2 separate regions of the Homo sapiens genome follow, and region 2 is linked to region 1. Evidence: chromatin loops called from intact Hi-C (ENCODE). Cell type or tissue: B cell. All regions are shown on one strand.

What was found. A loop is a pair of places that touch in the nucleus more often than their neighbours do. Peaks named below come from ENCODE experiments on the same cell type or tissue, not always from the same donor. Only the 100,000 strongest peaks of a DNase experiment are listed, where the experiment ranks them.
Region 2: it touches region 1 in a loop (11-fold over the local background); 1 of 110 quality-filtered maps calls a loop at or near these places.

The regions. Positions count from the first base shown.
Region 1 is chr21:45,105,931-45,113,930 of GRCh38, forward strand. All of the region lies in intron 1 of ADARB1 (adenosine deaminase RNA specific B1), which reads left to right. Among named protein-coding and RNA genes, the nearest start is that of ADARB1, 35 kb to the left of the region's middle. RefSeq lists a silencer at 7,848-7,897. In B cell, no CTCF peak of the experiment used is centred here; DNase peaks (open chromatin) are centred at 4,061 and 5,061; H3K4me3 peaks cover 4,476 bases; H3K27ac peaks cover 5,833 bases.
Region 2 is chr21:44,563,202-44,571,201 of GRCh38, forward strand. It overlaps TSPEAR (thrombospondin type laminin G domain and EAR repeats), which reads right to left. Exons shown (of 12, transcript NM_144991.3): 2 at 4,584-4,804. Among named protein-coding and RNA genes, the nearest start is that of KRTAP10-4, 6.5 kb to the right of the region's middle. In B cell, no CTCF peak of the experiment used is centred here; DNase peaks (open chromatin) are centred at 2,040 and 3,390; H3K27ac peaks cover 2,336 bases.

The DNA of each region.
Region 1 (8,000 bases):
TTGCTTTTTTAGGCTTTTTGCTAGTGATAGTGTTGTCTTTGTTCTGTAAAACAACTGTAAAGGAATACCAACAATCTAGTGCAGAAATTCTTTTGTAAGAACAAGCTACCCTGATGTCATGTCGTGTTTTAGGACTGTTTGCTTCTCAACCTGATGAAGTTGTTCTTAGCTGTTTGCTTTGTTTTCTCATCCACAGCAGTATTCCTTTCTTTGCCTTTAATGCAATTGTATCTTGAGCAGGCTTGTTAAATCCCGTGGGAGGCTTTTTTTTTTTATAGGTCCTTTCTCTACTTGGCTATGTTGCCTGCTGAGTTTAAAGCCTTTTTATGATATTTAACAAAGCCCTCTGTGTTCAGCGTGGGTTGTGGTTGTGTTTAATGTTTCAACCTAGACTCGTGTATTAAGTACAGATATCATCTGTCACTTAACTTAGCCTTGCTCTCAGTGTGTTTATCATCATGTCTCTAAGGCCATCCTAAATACGTGACCTGGAGAGAGAGGGGGTGGCTAGGCCAAATGCTGGGATGCCTGCACTCCGTTTCTTAGCCGTGAGTCTGTGCTTGGAAACCCACGAGAACTCTGGGGAGCCACAGGCCTTGGGGCTTTTAGCTGTCCCCCTTTTCTCTTACTCTCCGGATGAGTGACTTGGGAACTTCCGAGCAACTTAAAATATTTAGCTCACTTTACTTTAATAAACCATTTTTAGTGCTATCTATGATAGGGTCCTTCCAGTGGGAGGTACACAAATTTAACTTAACTATAGTTAAACAAGAGCCAGAAAGGTAAAGAAGGTATTGTTGAGAACAAATACGGCTGGATGCACTTTTGGGGTGCAAATTTGTCTCTTCTCTGTGTCAGTTGTATCTCCCCAAAGCAAGGAATAAGTGCTGGAGTTGAGTGCGTCAGAGCAGGGCTTGTGGCAAGGCAGGAAGAGGCTGCACAAAGCACAGATGTGCAGTTTCATTAGTCAATATGGAGGAATCCTGAGGTACCCACTGGCTATGTTGAGTAAAGGAAAGAAAAAACAAAGGCATACCATGTGGAAAAGAAGAAATAAAACTACCTCTTTTGGGAGTATCTGGAAAACCCTAGAGCAGTCCTGTCCAGTAGAAATACAAAATTAATATGCAAACGTCAATGTTATTCATATATACAAAAATAATCAGAAGATATTATGGAAGAGACAACCCCATTAACAATAGCAACAACGAGAAAATATTTAGGAATAAATGTAATGAGAACTGTTCAAAAGCTAAGTGAAGAAAACAATAAGTTGAGAAAGACACAGAAGTCGCCTTGAGCAGGTGAAGACACCTTGTTCTCGGTTAAGATGGCTTGGCTCATTAAGATGTCAGTTGTCAGGTAATTTTCAAATTTAATGTGATGCTAATATTTGAAAGCAAAAAGACTCAGCTTTTTTTTCTTGGGCTGGACATGTCGATTCTAAAATTGAAATAGCATGAATACCTAGAAAACTTAGAAAAGAAAGAGCCAAGAAAAGGAGAATAGCTCTACTAGATATTAAAACATACTACAAAGGCTATATGGAAAATAGTGTGGCAAGGTTGCATGAAGAACCAGACAGACCAATGGAGGAAATAAGCCCATATATAGATGGAAATCTAGTATATGATAAAGATAGTATCTCAGATTGTTGGGTCAAAGATAGATTGTTAGAGTCAACGTTCTTGGGACAATTGGACTCCATTTTGTAAAATACATCATTAGGATTTATAGCTTACACCACATGCAAAAATAGGCTGCAAGTGGGTCAGAGAACTCAGTGTGAAAAAGGCAACTGTTCCAATGTTAGACACAAACATGGTTGAATATTACCTATGTGTTGGGAAAGGCTTTTTTAAAGGCGTAACTCAAAATTCAGCTTCAACAAAGAAAAGATGGATGAATTTGACTGCATTCCAAAATACTGCGACCAGCCTGGGCAACATGGCAAAACCTATTTTTACAAAAAATACAAAAATAATTTGGGTGTGGTGGCACACACCTGTAGTCCCAGCTACTTGGGAGGCTGAGGTGGGAGGATCACTTGAGCCCAGGAGGTTAAGGTTGCAATGAGCCATGATGGTGCCACTCCAGCCTCGGTGACAGAGCGAGACCCTGTCTCAAAAAAAAAGTAACAACTTTGCCTGACCAAAAACAAAACAGAAAAACACAATAAGGTCAAAAGACAAAAATACCAATTGTGTGAAAACCTTTGTAGCATATCATAAATGTTTTAAAAGTTGAGGGAGAAGAAACCCGAAATTCTAGGAAAATGGGAAAAAGGTATGAACAGACACATATGCACATATACACGTACATAAACATGGCCCATACACTTTACCAAGATACCATTTCTTACAGATGTGCAAATAATCAAAAGTCTCACTTGATAGCTATTTCTAATAATGTTGCTATTTCTCATGTACGTGCTTAATTGGAAATGGTGTATTAAATAAAGGTGAAGAGGCAGTTGCCTTTTCAGCTTAAAAGAGCATTAAAGTTTATGATTGTTAACTTCTAAATTTATTCTCAGTGTGCTTTGAAATAGACTTTATAACAAAAGCAGCACTAACTCTCCCTAGATTTCCTAGGAAGCAGGTACCAAATTCTTATGCACCTGCATGCACAGGCTGCCAGGATGCCCCCGCTCTACTGTGGATTATTCTAGGCTGTTTCTCCTTCCTTCCAACCACCACACCCACATCCCTAAACCTAGGGGTTTAAATTTAGGTAACACACCTAGGGCTTGTTAAATTTAGGTAGTTTCCACACTTCGACCTTTTTTCTTAGGATGGCTCTGTATTCATTATGGATTTCATAAGTCACATGGCTGGAAGGTACCTGATATTCTTAGGATGGCTCTGTATTCATTATGGATTTCATAAGTCACATGGCTGGAAGGTACCTGATACAGATTAAACACAGAATTTAGTTAGGATAGCATTCTGTCTTTGAAGGCTGTGTGATTGCAGCCCAGGCCAAGCCAGGCAGAAGTTGGGTCACTTGAGCAGGGCCCTGCAAACACACCTGAAGGAGGTGGCATTGCTAGGACTCTACTTTTGGGGCTGAATCAGCAGAGGCAAAAGGACTGAGTAAGTCCTTGCTGAGGATGGCACAGCTCTCAGCTACAGAGCTAGGACCAGACCAGGCTCTGGGGTTCATGCGGGAATCACCAGTCTGCGCTGCTGCCTCCTCCTGTATGCGTGTGTGTGTGCGCGCGTGTGCGTATATGTGTGTGCGCGCGTGTGCGTATATGTGTGTGCACGTGTGTTTGCGCGCGTGTGTGCGCGCTTGTGTGTATATGTGTGTGCGCGCGTGTGCGTATGTGTGTGCACTGCGCGCGTGTGCGCGCTTGTGCATATATGTGTGTGCACGTGTGTGCGCGCGTGTGCGTATATGTGTGTGCACGTGTGTGTCCCCATGAGTCCTGTGGCACCACCGAGTTGTCATGAATGCTTTCGTTTAACGAGTCAGGAGCAGTTTCCCATTTTGTAGGCTGTTTTTCTGTGACCTGGATTTTAATGGCTTGGTCAACAGGTGGAAAAGTATCCACCTTTCCTTATCAGTCTGGAGGCTGGTTGGTTTTTTCTGCGTCGCCTGCGTCACCACTTCCTGATGTCAGCGCACGGGGCTCTGCGCCCCCCCAGGACTGGAGGCTCCGTGTAGATGGAGACTTTTGTTTTTGTCCCATCCTCCTGGCATGTAGAAGGCCCTCAAATACTTGTTGAAGAATAAATGGACGGGCTTTGGTATTTTATAACCTAGCAATGCACCTTTTGGTTGTTTCCAGGTTTACTATTAAAACCAACGTCTTGATGCCCCTCTTTCTGGATGCTTTTGGTGATAGAGAAGCCAAATCACGCTGGTTTTAAGCAAAAATCATGTATTTGCTCCTGAAATTTTCCTTTGAAAACTTTCTGTGTGCGGTTGTACGTCAGTATGTGGTTTTCAGCCACACTGGGAGGCGCCTTTCTCTCTCTTTTTGTCGCTATAGACATTAGTGGAAAGCCACAAGTAGCGTGGGGGCTGCCTCTAGTCACGCTTCAGCTGCAAGTGCGGTGTGAGCATCTATTTTTACCTCACAGTCCTCGCTCTGAAAAATTCTGACCACTTTTATTTTTAACATTCTGCTCTATTAGCTGGGTGCAGGGAGGAAGGAAGCTCAAATTAGTCAGTTTACTTTGTATTTATTTTTACTTGACCTTTTCACTTCCACATTTTGAGAAGAAAATGTGAGACTCTTTCCTCTGCATAATTTTCTTCCTTGAGGAGAAACCATTTTCAGTCATGCTTGGAAAGAGGTGGAGATAACCTCAGGGTAGCATGTTTAGCGTTTTCCATTCACGAAACAAACCTTAAAATGTTCATCTGTTTATTCTATGAAATAATTAGTTTCTTATTTCCCACGAATTTGAAAACCAGTACATTTCTGTGCCAAGTAATGGCTGTGTTTTCTTGACCATCCGGCAAGTCTCTACCTGGGTGTGGTGACTTGGGGACCGCGTTGTCAAAGAGCCAGTGAGGCGGGGGTGTGGAGAATTTGTTTGCCCTTTGTTTTTCACTTACCTTTTTCTGCAGGAATTGAACTAAACAATTGCTACTGACAATGATGTATTTTAATTCCTAGGAGGTTAAACTCCTCACCTAGAACAGTTTGATTAATAAACCTAATCTATTTAAGCATGTGTCAATCCTTTTGGAAATTGTAATATTCAAGGACTTGCTAGCATTTATGGCTCTTTAAATATTTCTAGTTATAGTTGCTGTCAGGATTCATTTATTTTGATTGGGTAATTAGTTTTTTACCATTATTTTAAAAACTAATAAACATTTTAATCAGATCTCATGGACAGAAAGCCAAGATTCTTGTGCTGCTTCCTAAATGCAGTGGGCGCATCTCTGTCAGTTTTTACCTGCTGGAAGGTACTCCTGAGTGCTGTGCTGAGCTCTGCCCATCTGTCCATCCTCTTGGGACACTCATCCCTTTCCCATTCTCTGCTCTGTGAGGGGATGGTGCTAGTGAGAGCTCAGGTCGAGAGGGCTGGGGTGCTCCTTCGTCTCTCAGCTCATCAGCAGTGACTTGGAAGACAATCAGGGTCTACCTGTGTTGTTGAGAAGCGTTACGCAAGCAGGAAAGCGCACAAGAGGAAGGCGCAGCTGAGTGAAGCATTGCAGAGCCCGCCAGGCTGTGCCTTCCACCCAGGCCAGCACACGGAGCGCTGCAGTCCCTGAAGGCTTCCTCAGGCTCCTCCTGTTGGCGTGGGTGCCTGCCACTGACCTCTGTGGGTGACAGGTTTGTCACTTGAGCTTGTATCCTGCAACCTGTTTGTTTGGGCGTGCCTGTTTGTTTGTTTTTAACGTTTTAATAAACTTTATTTTTTAGAGCAGTTTTATATTTACAGCAAAATTGAGGGACAGGTACAAAGATTTCCCGTATGCCCCCTGCCCCCACACAGGCACAGCCTCCCCCATTATCAACATCCGTATCCGGAGCCGTGTATTTGTTACAGTTGATGACCCCATGTTGACACCTCATTACCCAGAGTTCATGGTTTCCATGAGGGTGCACTCTTAGTGTTGGACGTTCTATGGGTTTGTACACATTTATGACGATATGGATCCATCCTTACAGTATGCAGAATTGTTTCATTGCCCTTAAAGTCCTATGCTTAGCCTATTTTTTAACTATATAAATGCAGTCAAAGGATGTGTTTTTGTGTGTTTTCTTTTGTTCAGTATTACATGTGTGATGAGACTTGCCTGTGTTGTTGCCTGTTCGTTTTTACTGCTGTACATAGTACTCTGCTGTTTGACCATATCATATATTCATTCTGCTGACGATGGATAGTTAGACGGTTTCCAGTTTGGGGCCATTATAAGCAAAACTGTTCTGACCATACTGATACATGTGTTTTGGTAAAGAAGCACAGGTGTTGCTGGGGTGGATGGGCTGGCTGTGAGCACACGCACTTCAGCGTGAGTGGGTGATGCTGGCATGGTGCCTGGTTGGGCACTCAACTGCCTGCTTTCACCACACTCCCCATGTGGCATCAACTGCTTTGGAAGTTTCTGTCTTCTTAATTTTTACCATTCTGGGCAGGTGTGTGTGGTATTTTTCTGTAGTTTTGATTCTCATGGACCTGCTTACTAGTGAGATTGAGCTTTTGTTACATTTCATGGAATTCTGGACTCTCTGAGATGCCTCCCAAAGTGCCCAGCTACAGCCTCTGTCATCAGGGAAGGAGCAGGTATGGGAATGGTGTCTCTGCACACCTCATGTCTTGCCTACATCCTTCTTCAAGAAAATACTGGTTTTCCCCCTGAAAATGATAGAAATTGACTCATCATTTTTGAGTCTAGCTCAGGTGTCTTTTCTGGAATTGCCTTTTTTATTCGGTGTAAAGAGGCACAGGGACTTCATATCTGCTATAGATGAGTGAAGGTTGCCTAGACATGCACACAAGGCCCTTGGTGGACTTCCCCTATCCCTGGGGCTCCTCATAACCCTTCCCTCTTCTCTTCCCTGGACTTTCTGGGCTGGGGCCAGGGCTTGGGGTCGGGGGTGAGCCTTCCTCTCGGTGTGTATCTCTGTGTAGAGTTGCATGGTGAGATTCGGCTTCTGTTCTAAATGCAGTTGGGTGGAAATAAAGCAGGGATGGTCCTGAGTCACCCACATTCCTCTTGGTCAGTCTGCCCTGGTGTGAGGAGCTGGCAGCCTCTGCAGACCTTTGGTCCCACTTCCCATTTGGGGGATGTAGGCTTGTGTTATAAAATAGGTGAACATGTGATTTACTGATTTACTGCTTGAACAGGGACACTTTTGAGAGTGAAAGGGCCTGCAATTATTAATGACCCCAAGATGACATGTGATAACGAGGAAGTTCTGGGGAGATCAGGTCATGATCCCCAGAGTTATGATCTCAAAGATGGAGAGTGTCATAGGGAGGATGCCCCTCTGTGAGTTGTGAGGGGCCACGTGTGTCCTGTGTACACAGGCCCTAAGGGGTGCTGGGGCCATGTGGGTAGTCATAGGAAGATGGCTGGAGTTGGGAGGCAGAATGTTTAAGAAGTATTTCACTCATTGACTAAACTTAGTTGAGTTTTATTTGTCTGTGAAAAGGGAAATCTACTTGCCTTGCTTGCACGCCTTTCCTAGGGATATTTTGGGGACTAAAATGTGATAGTGAATTTTAAAATATTGGTTGAAATGGCCAGGCTCGGTGGCTCACGCCTGTAATTCCAGCACTTTGGGAGGCCGAGGTGGGTGGATCACAAGGTCAGGAGTTCGAGACCAGCCTGGCCAACATGGTGAAACCCCATCTCTACTAATAATACAAAAATTAGCCAGGCGTGGTGTTGCACACCTGTAGTCCCAGCTACTCGGGAGGCTGAGGCAGGAGAATTGCTTGAACACAGGAGGTGGAGGTTGCAGTGAGCTAAGATCGTGCCACTGTACTCCAGCCTGGGCGACAGAGCAAGACTCTGTCTCAAAAACAAAACAAAACAAAACTATATATATATATGTGTGTGTGTGTATATATATATATGTGTGTGTGTGTATATATGTGTGTGTGTGTGTGTGTGTGTGTGTATATATATATATATGTTGACATGTGAGTTTTTCAGTTTACTCTGAACTCTCTCCTTGTCTGTTTTTTAAAGCATCCTGAAAGGGAGTGTCTGTACAGCGTCACCTGTTAACAGCCACTAGGAAGCTGCCCTGAGAGTTGGACCTGGCCGAGCTCTCTGATACTTGAGCAGCCCTGCCCAGAGGAGCCTGTGCAGCACATGAGGGTTCTTCAGTATTGGTCGGTGTTTCGGGAGCCCTTACAATGAATGAACACAGCTGCAGCCCAGTGACCCCTCTTGGACAAGTGCGGAGATCAGTTTTAGCTCAGCTGCTTTCTGAATGTTTCAGATATTTCAAACTGGAAGTCACAAGTAGCTTTTACTTTTGCAAGCAGTCTGCTGTTATGAATAGCACGTATAAGAAAATT
Region 2 (8,000 bases), 540 kb before region 1:
ACAAATGATATAAATATATACTTGTTCTTTCTTCTCTGAGCATCTTTAAAAGCCATAAAATTATAGGAAGTAATAAGTATAACAATATATTGTTGGGTTTTAACATCTGTAGATGTAATATATATAACAACAAGACTACAAAAAGGACAAAAAGGAAAAGAGTTGTATAGGAGCAATCTTTTTGTATCTCACTGGTATTAAGTTGGCACAAATCTGAAGTTGATCTTGATAAGTCAAAATAAGTATATGGTAAACCCCAGAGCAAACACTAAGGAAAAACTAAAACAGTGTCATGGGAAAACATAAAGAAATCAAAATGCTACATTAGGAAATATGCACTTAATATAAGAGAAAGTAGTGAAGAAAGAATATAAGGACAGTGGTGACAAAAAAAACCCATAAACCCACAGAACCATATAAAACATATGGGAAATAAAAAGTAAACTAGTAGACATAAATTCAAGTACAGTTGATTTTCATTGTTAGTAGTAATTACATAAAGTCATTGCAAATACTGAATTAGGAAATAATATACCATTGTTCCTAGGGGAAATACAGAGTTTGGTTCTTGTAATCCTCTGGTCGCAGTTTCAACTATCAACATATAGTCGAGTGTTATATATGTTTAATAATTATTGTTTATTCATTAACATTGAACTCAGCCAACAGTACTACAACTTATGCCTTAACAAAGCTTCTCTAACATACATATTTTCTCTGTAAGGCACATCACAGCCTTTTTGCACTTAGGAACACTGAACAGCCCCTTCACCACCATGCCTGAGGGCCATTTTAAACAGTAAAGTCACCCAAAAAATCACAAAAATGTGAAAATGTGGCATTAAGTAGATTACAAAAAAAAATGCTTATTTACAATATGAGAGCTGAAGCAAGAATGCAGAGTGTGCCTTGTTCAACCTTATCTGGGAACATGCATTTTGGGAGACTCAAATTTCTCACTAATCTGTGCATGCCAATGAATGACCACAAAAGTGCCACCAGTATTTGAGATTACAAATTAATTTTAGAGAGTAGCTGAATTTGCAAATACAAAATTCATAAAAAATGAGGTCAACTGTATATCAATAACAACATTAAATGTAAATAGATTAAATAACCCAGTCAAAAGGCAGAGGCTGTCAGACTGGATTAAATAAAAAACAAGATGTAATAGATACTCTGTAAAGTAGGCATTCTTTATATTGCAATATACAACTAGATTGAAAGTAAACAGAAAGAGATAAACTATACAAACAACAACCATGAGAAAATTGGAGTAGCCCAACTGCTGTCCGATAAAATAAATTTTAAAACAAAAATTGTTACTAGAGATTAAGAGGAACACTTTATAATGATAAAAGGTCAACCTATCATGAAGGTATAATAAATATAAACATGTATGGAAATAATAAAAGAGCACCAAAATACATGAAGCAAAAGCTGACAGAAATGAAGGGAGAAATAGACAAGTCAACAATATTAATTGAATAGTTCAACACCGTAATTTCAACAAACGGATAGAATAACTAGGTAGAAGATCAACAAGAAAAAGGAAAACTTGAATACAATAAACCAATAAAGTCTAGCAGACACCTTTAGACTGTTCCCACCTGATGACAGCAGAATATACATTTTTTTGAAATGCATATGCAGTATCGTCTAGCATAGGACATATGTTAGGCCATAAAATAAACCTCCAGTAAATTTAAAAAGACAGAAATAATGCAAAGTATGTATTCTGGCCACAATAAAATAAAATTAGAAATCAATAATAGAAAAAAAACTGGGGAAACACACAAATATGTGAAAATTAAACAGCACACTCTTATATAACCAACAAACAAGTCAAAAAAGAAACCAAAAGGAAAATCATAAAATCATCAAGATGAATAAAAATGAAACCCAAAATACCAGAACTTATGAGATGCAGCAAAAGTATTGCTTAGAGAGAAGTTTATAGTTGTAAATACCTGTATTAAGAAAGATCTCAAATCAATAACCTAACCTACTTTAAGATGCTGGAGAAAGAAGAGCCAACTCAAAGCAAGCACAATGAAGGAAATAATGAAGATTAAAGTGGAAATAAATAAAGAATTAAAACCAATTCTTCACAAACCCTTTCAAAAACTAAGAGGAAGTATTACTTCCTAACTCATTCTATGAGGCTAGTATTAGTCTCATACCATAATCACACAAAGACATCATAAGAAAAGAAAACTACAGACCAATACCACTATCTCTCATGATATGAACGCAAAATACTCAACAAGATACTAGCAATCTGAATCCAGCAACATAAAAGAAGAGTTATACACCATGGCTAAATGGGATTTATCCCTGGGATACAAGATTGGTTTAATATCTAAAAATCAATTAATGTAACACAACACATCAACAGAATAAAAAACAAAAATAGCATGATTATAACAATAGATGCAGAAAAAGCAGTTGATAAAATCCACCATCCTTTCATGTTAAAAACACTCAATAAGATAGAGCAGGAAACTTGCTCAATTTGTTAAGGGCATCTATGAAGAATCCACAGTTAATATTATACTTAGTGGGAAAAAATAAAAAGCATTCATATTGGAAAAGAAGAAACAAATCATCTCTATTCACAGATGATATAATCTTATATATAGAAAATCCTAAGAAATTCACTAAAAAGCTGCCAGCTCAGCAAGGTTGCAGGATACAACGTCAACACACAGAAATCAATGGTATTTCAGGCCAGGTGTGGTAGCTCATGTCTGTGATCTCAGCACTTTGGGAGGCCCAGACCAGCCTGGCCAACATGGCGAAACCCTGTCTCTACTAAAAATACAAAAATTAGCTGGGCATGGTAGTGTACACCTGTAATTCCAGCTACTCTGGAGGCTGAGGCGGGAGAATCGCTTGAACCCAGGAAATAGAGGTTGCATTGAGCCGAGATTGCACCACTGCATTCCAGCCTGGGTGACAGAGTGAGACTCTGTCTCAAAATTAAATAAATAAATAACGGTATTTCTATATATTTGCAATTAACAAGCCAAACATGAAATTATTTATAATAGCATCAAAAAGGAAAAAATACTAGGACTAGATTTAACAAAATAATTATAAAACTTATACTCTGAAAACTATAAAACATTATTTTTGTTTTGTTAAGGAAGATGTAAACAATGGAAAAGCATCATACGTTCATTAATCTGAAGTCCATGATCCACTCATGTTAATATTGTTAACATGACAATACTCCCCAAATTAATTACAGATTTGTCCAATCTCAAGCTAACTTCTCTGTAGACATTCACAAGTTGATTATAAAATCAATATGTAATTACAAGCGATCCAGAATAGCCAAACCAAAATTTAAAAAGAGGAACAAAGTTGGATGACTCATAGTTCCCAATTTAAAGATTTACTACAATAAATCTTGGTTACTACAGTAACCAAGACTGTGTGGTACAAATATATAAATAGACAAATGAATGAATAAAGTAAAATTGAGAGTCCAGAAATAAACCCACCTATCTATAGTCAATTTATTTCTCACAAGGTTGTCAAGACCATTCAATGAGGAAAAAATAATCTCCTTAGCAAATGGTGTGGGGGCAACTGAATATCTATATACAAAAGAACAAAATTGACCCCCTACCTCACACCACATACAAAAATTAAATGGATTGAAGACTCACATGTAAGTACCAAAAGTATAAAACTCTTAGAAGAAAACATAAGGGTAAATCTTCATGACCTTGGATTTGGCATTGGATTCTTGGATATGATATCAAAAGTACAAGCAACAAAATAAAAAAAATAGATAAATTGAACATCATCATGGTTTAAACATTTTGTGCTCCAAAGGGCTCTACCAAGAAAGTAAAAGGAAAACCCACAGAATGGGAGCAAATATTTGCAAATCATATATCTGATAAGGGGCTCATCAAATACATAAAGAATTCTTTATAACTGAGCAATAAGTCCATTAATCCACGAAAAACTGGGCAAAAAATTTAAATGAACATTTCTCCAAGGAATATGCACAAATAGCCAGTACACACATGAGAAGTGCTCAACACCACTGTTGGAAATGCAAATTCATTTTTATTTACTTCAGAAGGACCTGCTGCACAGATATGACGTGCACTGTCCCAGAAACCGTGGGGAAGGGGACAGAGACAAACATTACTGTCTTCACCTTCCAAACTAGTAGGCAGAGGATGGGATGGGGCTTGTCTGTTAGATTTGGGATTGATGGCACTTCAAGTCTTAGATAAATGGGTCTACAAAGTGTCCCTTTTTAGATGTGATTTTATTGTTAGCGCTTCCTGCCAAAGGATGTCAACATAAAAACTCTGAGCACTAGTCCCTCGATTGCAGGAATTGGCTGTGCAAACCACTAGCAAATGGTCACACAGACTCTCACATACTGCCAGTGACAGGGACCTCACTACCTAGCAAGGCCAGCCACTCTTGATCCCAGAGAAACCCAGAGAGTCCTTGACAAATGCCGCCCCTCAACCTGTGCACGCGTTGGTACTGGGAACCTCACAAGGGAAAATTACGCTATTATAACACGAAGTGCAGAAAGTGCCACTGACCTTGGGTGGAAGATTGGGAACTCTCAAAGTTACGACGATGGAAAATTCTTCAGGGAAGAGGTCACACTGGGAGAAAATCCTGGATGCTGGGAAGCTCATGGTGCGGGGGGCGGCTACTGAGAGCTGGAGTCCCCGTGCACCGTGAACCTGAACTATCCTGATCCCGCTTGTGGCGCCATCAGAAGGGACCACTTCCGCCAGGATGTCCAGGGGGCGCAGGTCTGTGGCAAAGAAATCACAGGTGGGTTAGGCCAGGACACCCCCAAAAGTGGATACCCATAACAGCCAACATGTATGGGGCATCAGCGTGGCAGGCACTTTACATAGCACTATAGCCCCTATGAGCTGTGAACCAAGGTTATCTCTGTTTCAGTGGTAAGGAAACAGAGGCACCATGAGGTGTGCCCGTGTGGCCTCCCCCCACCCCTCCTCCTGCTCCTGGGGGATCTTGCACGGCTGCCTCTGAGCTGCAGGTAACATTCCACCCATGGCTGCTGTTTTCAAGTCGGCAGCCAGGCACTGTGCAGGGTGAGCTGTGCGGGACGAAGGAAGGAACGCATGGCCCCACCGCAGCCACGGGAACCCCAAAGGAAACGCAGGAAGCGGCTGGGAATGAGACCAGGCAGGCCCAGGCTCCTGTCTGCTGGCCTCCCTTGGGTCCCTGTGCTGCCCTTGGGTGCTGTGGGAGGCTGGAGCTGCCATGGAGCTGGCAGTGCCTGCCCCTCGTCCCCCTCTGGGCGTGCCAGGGGAGTGGATAAGCTCCTGGGGAACCTGGGATTCAAAGTTGGTGGGAACATAATTGATGGGCTGGCCTGGCCTCCTCCGAGGCCAGGTGACAGGGAGGAAAATGGGAAGCATGGAGGGCATTCGGGGCTAGCAGAGGGCTGCAGATCAGATCCCTGGCCCAGGCTGAGTGGCTGGGAGCAGAGCCTGAGACTGATGCCTGGACCCTCCTCAGCTCGGCCACTGCAGCTGGCCCCAGCCTGGGTAAATGCCAGGGCGTGGCTGAATGAAGCAGGTGTTCCTGGAGCTGTCTCCCTCCGTCTGGCAGTCTTGCTGAGGGGCCTCCTGCCTCAGCCTGGCATGAGGGTGTTGGGTCAGTCCACTCTGGCACCCTCTAGGGTTCATCTTCCCCCACGTGCCCATCCTGGCCGGCATTGTGTAGGGAATGTCATGGATTCTCTGTGAAGGCCCCGGAAGGGCTTTGGTCAAACATCTCAAGCAGAGGCCTTCCTCCCCCGCCTGCCTGCACGTGGCAGGGCCCCAGTGAGCAGCTGGAGAGCAGGACTCCACTCCAGGCCAGGAGAAGGCACAGCCCTTCCTTGCACCGCCACGTGCATCGCAGTGCCACAGCTGCAGTGAGACTTCGATCCTCTGTGTCCTCCAGAGAGTGTGAGCACCTGGGATGGAGCAGTTCTGCAGAAGAGCCTACCCTGGAAAAGCATCCTGGTCCGCACACGCGCACACAGGGTGTGAAACGCAGGGTGTGATGGGCACTTCTTTCTTAGAAAAACCGGATGTGATGCAGCCGTGCACGTCCGCAAGTGTGCACACAGGGTGTAACGGGCACTTACAAAAACCGGATGTGACGCAGACGTGCAGTGCAGGAACAGCCGGCAAAGCAGCCGTGAGCACCCTGGCTGCAGGACGCTGCCTGGGCCTGGCCCAGGCACAGAGTGGGAAGATGTGGCAGGACACACCATGGGCCAAGGATGGAAAGGATGCAGAGGGTCCTGGCTGGGGCAGGGGTGTGTGTGTGTGTGACCCACAGCACCAGAGAGTTTGGGGACATGCAGATGGAGGGAGCACAGTGAAGAAAGTGTGGCCTGCTTTAGGACAGGAGAATGTATTATTATTGTTACTATTTATGCAATTAAACACAAAAGGTAGAGTGTGAGGAGGCTTTGCCGCTTCTTGGAAAGACCCTGAGTTATAAAACATGCCACGACATAGGGACAGCAACAGTGGACACTGTGTGTAGAGAGGTCTGTGTACAGGGACCACCCCCGATGGAGGCTGCTGTGTGTGTTTAGGGGGTCCCAGGCTGACTCTGGGAGGATTCTGGCATCTTGGTGTGGGGGGATTCTGTGCCTCAGGGCTCTGATGTTGGCCCAAGCCTCAGGCTGGCGGAGGTTGGGGATGAGACTCCACATACTGTGGCGTTGCGTCCTGGGTCCCCTGGAAAGAATGGGTCTCTAAGTAAACCCCATGCACCCTACTGCCCCTCCCCCCAGTCTCAGAGAGACACTGCTGCACAGCACTGCCTGGTGCTGGGCTCACCCCTGGGGGTTTAGCTTGAGCACGACCAGGGGCCACCTCCTCAATGAGGAAACGTGGGGGCCACCATCCAGAAGGTGCCCTGCCCAGCACTCAGGATGAGCCTCTGCCCTGCTGAGCCCCGGGATAGACAGTCAGCCCATCGCTCGCTGGGCTTTGGCAATCAGGAAACAGAATCCTGACCATCCCAGCAAGAGCCTCTCCCTCCACTGTTTAATTAAAATAGCCTCTTCCTGGCTCCGGACCCCACGCCTGCAGTGTTGTGTGCCTCTCAGCCTCCTGGGAGTGGACACCCAAGGGCAGATGAGTCCCTGACACAGCCTCGGCAGTGCTGGGTGGGGGCCTCTGGATGTTGACCTGCCCTCACAGCCACCTTGTGGGGCATCCTCCTTGACTCTATCATCGGTGAGACATGGGTCCAGAAGCCAGGAATTATGGAATTACAGAAGGGGCTGCAGAGATAAGCTCGTTCACAGCCTCAGGCACAGGCCAGGTATAGCCACTGAGGATGGAGAAGGAGGGAACCGGGCGCTGCTTTGAAAAGAAGAAAGGTATTGAATCCAACATAGGAGCTTTGCCTTGAGAAACTAGAGAAAGATGAGGAAATGGAACCCACAGCAAGCAAAGGGAAGGATGGGGCAGGAGTCCACGCAATTGAAAACAAAAGGAAAATAGAGGAAACTGATTAAACCCAAGCTGGTTCTTTGAGATCCATCAAATTGATAAACAATATGGAGAACAAAAGGGGATATTGCTAAACAATTGTCAGAAATTAAAAGGCTGATAAGGGAACTCCATAAACAACACCACGTGTTGTTTATCAAAACCTCAGATAATGTGGACCAATTCCTTGATAGGCGCAAATACCAGAACTTATTAAAGAAGAAAAGATAATTGGGAGGTCCAATATCTAATAAAGGACACCTTCCAACACAGAAAAACTACAGTTTCCTGGAAAATACTACCAACCCTTTAAAGAAGAAAAAATGTCAATTCTACATCATCTCTTTCAGAAGATAGAATAGGAGAAAACACCAACTCTTTTCATGAAGGCAGTGTTACCAAACCAGGCAAAGGCATTGCAATAAGAGAAAACTACAGACCAACCAAAATCCTCAATAAAATATTAGCAAATACAAT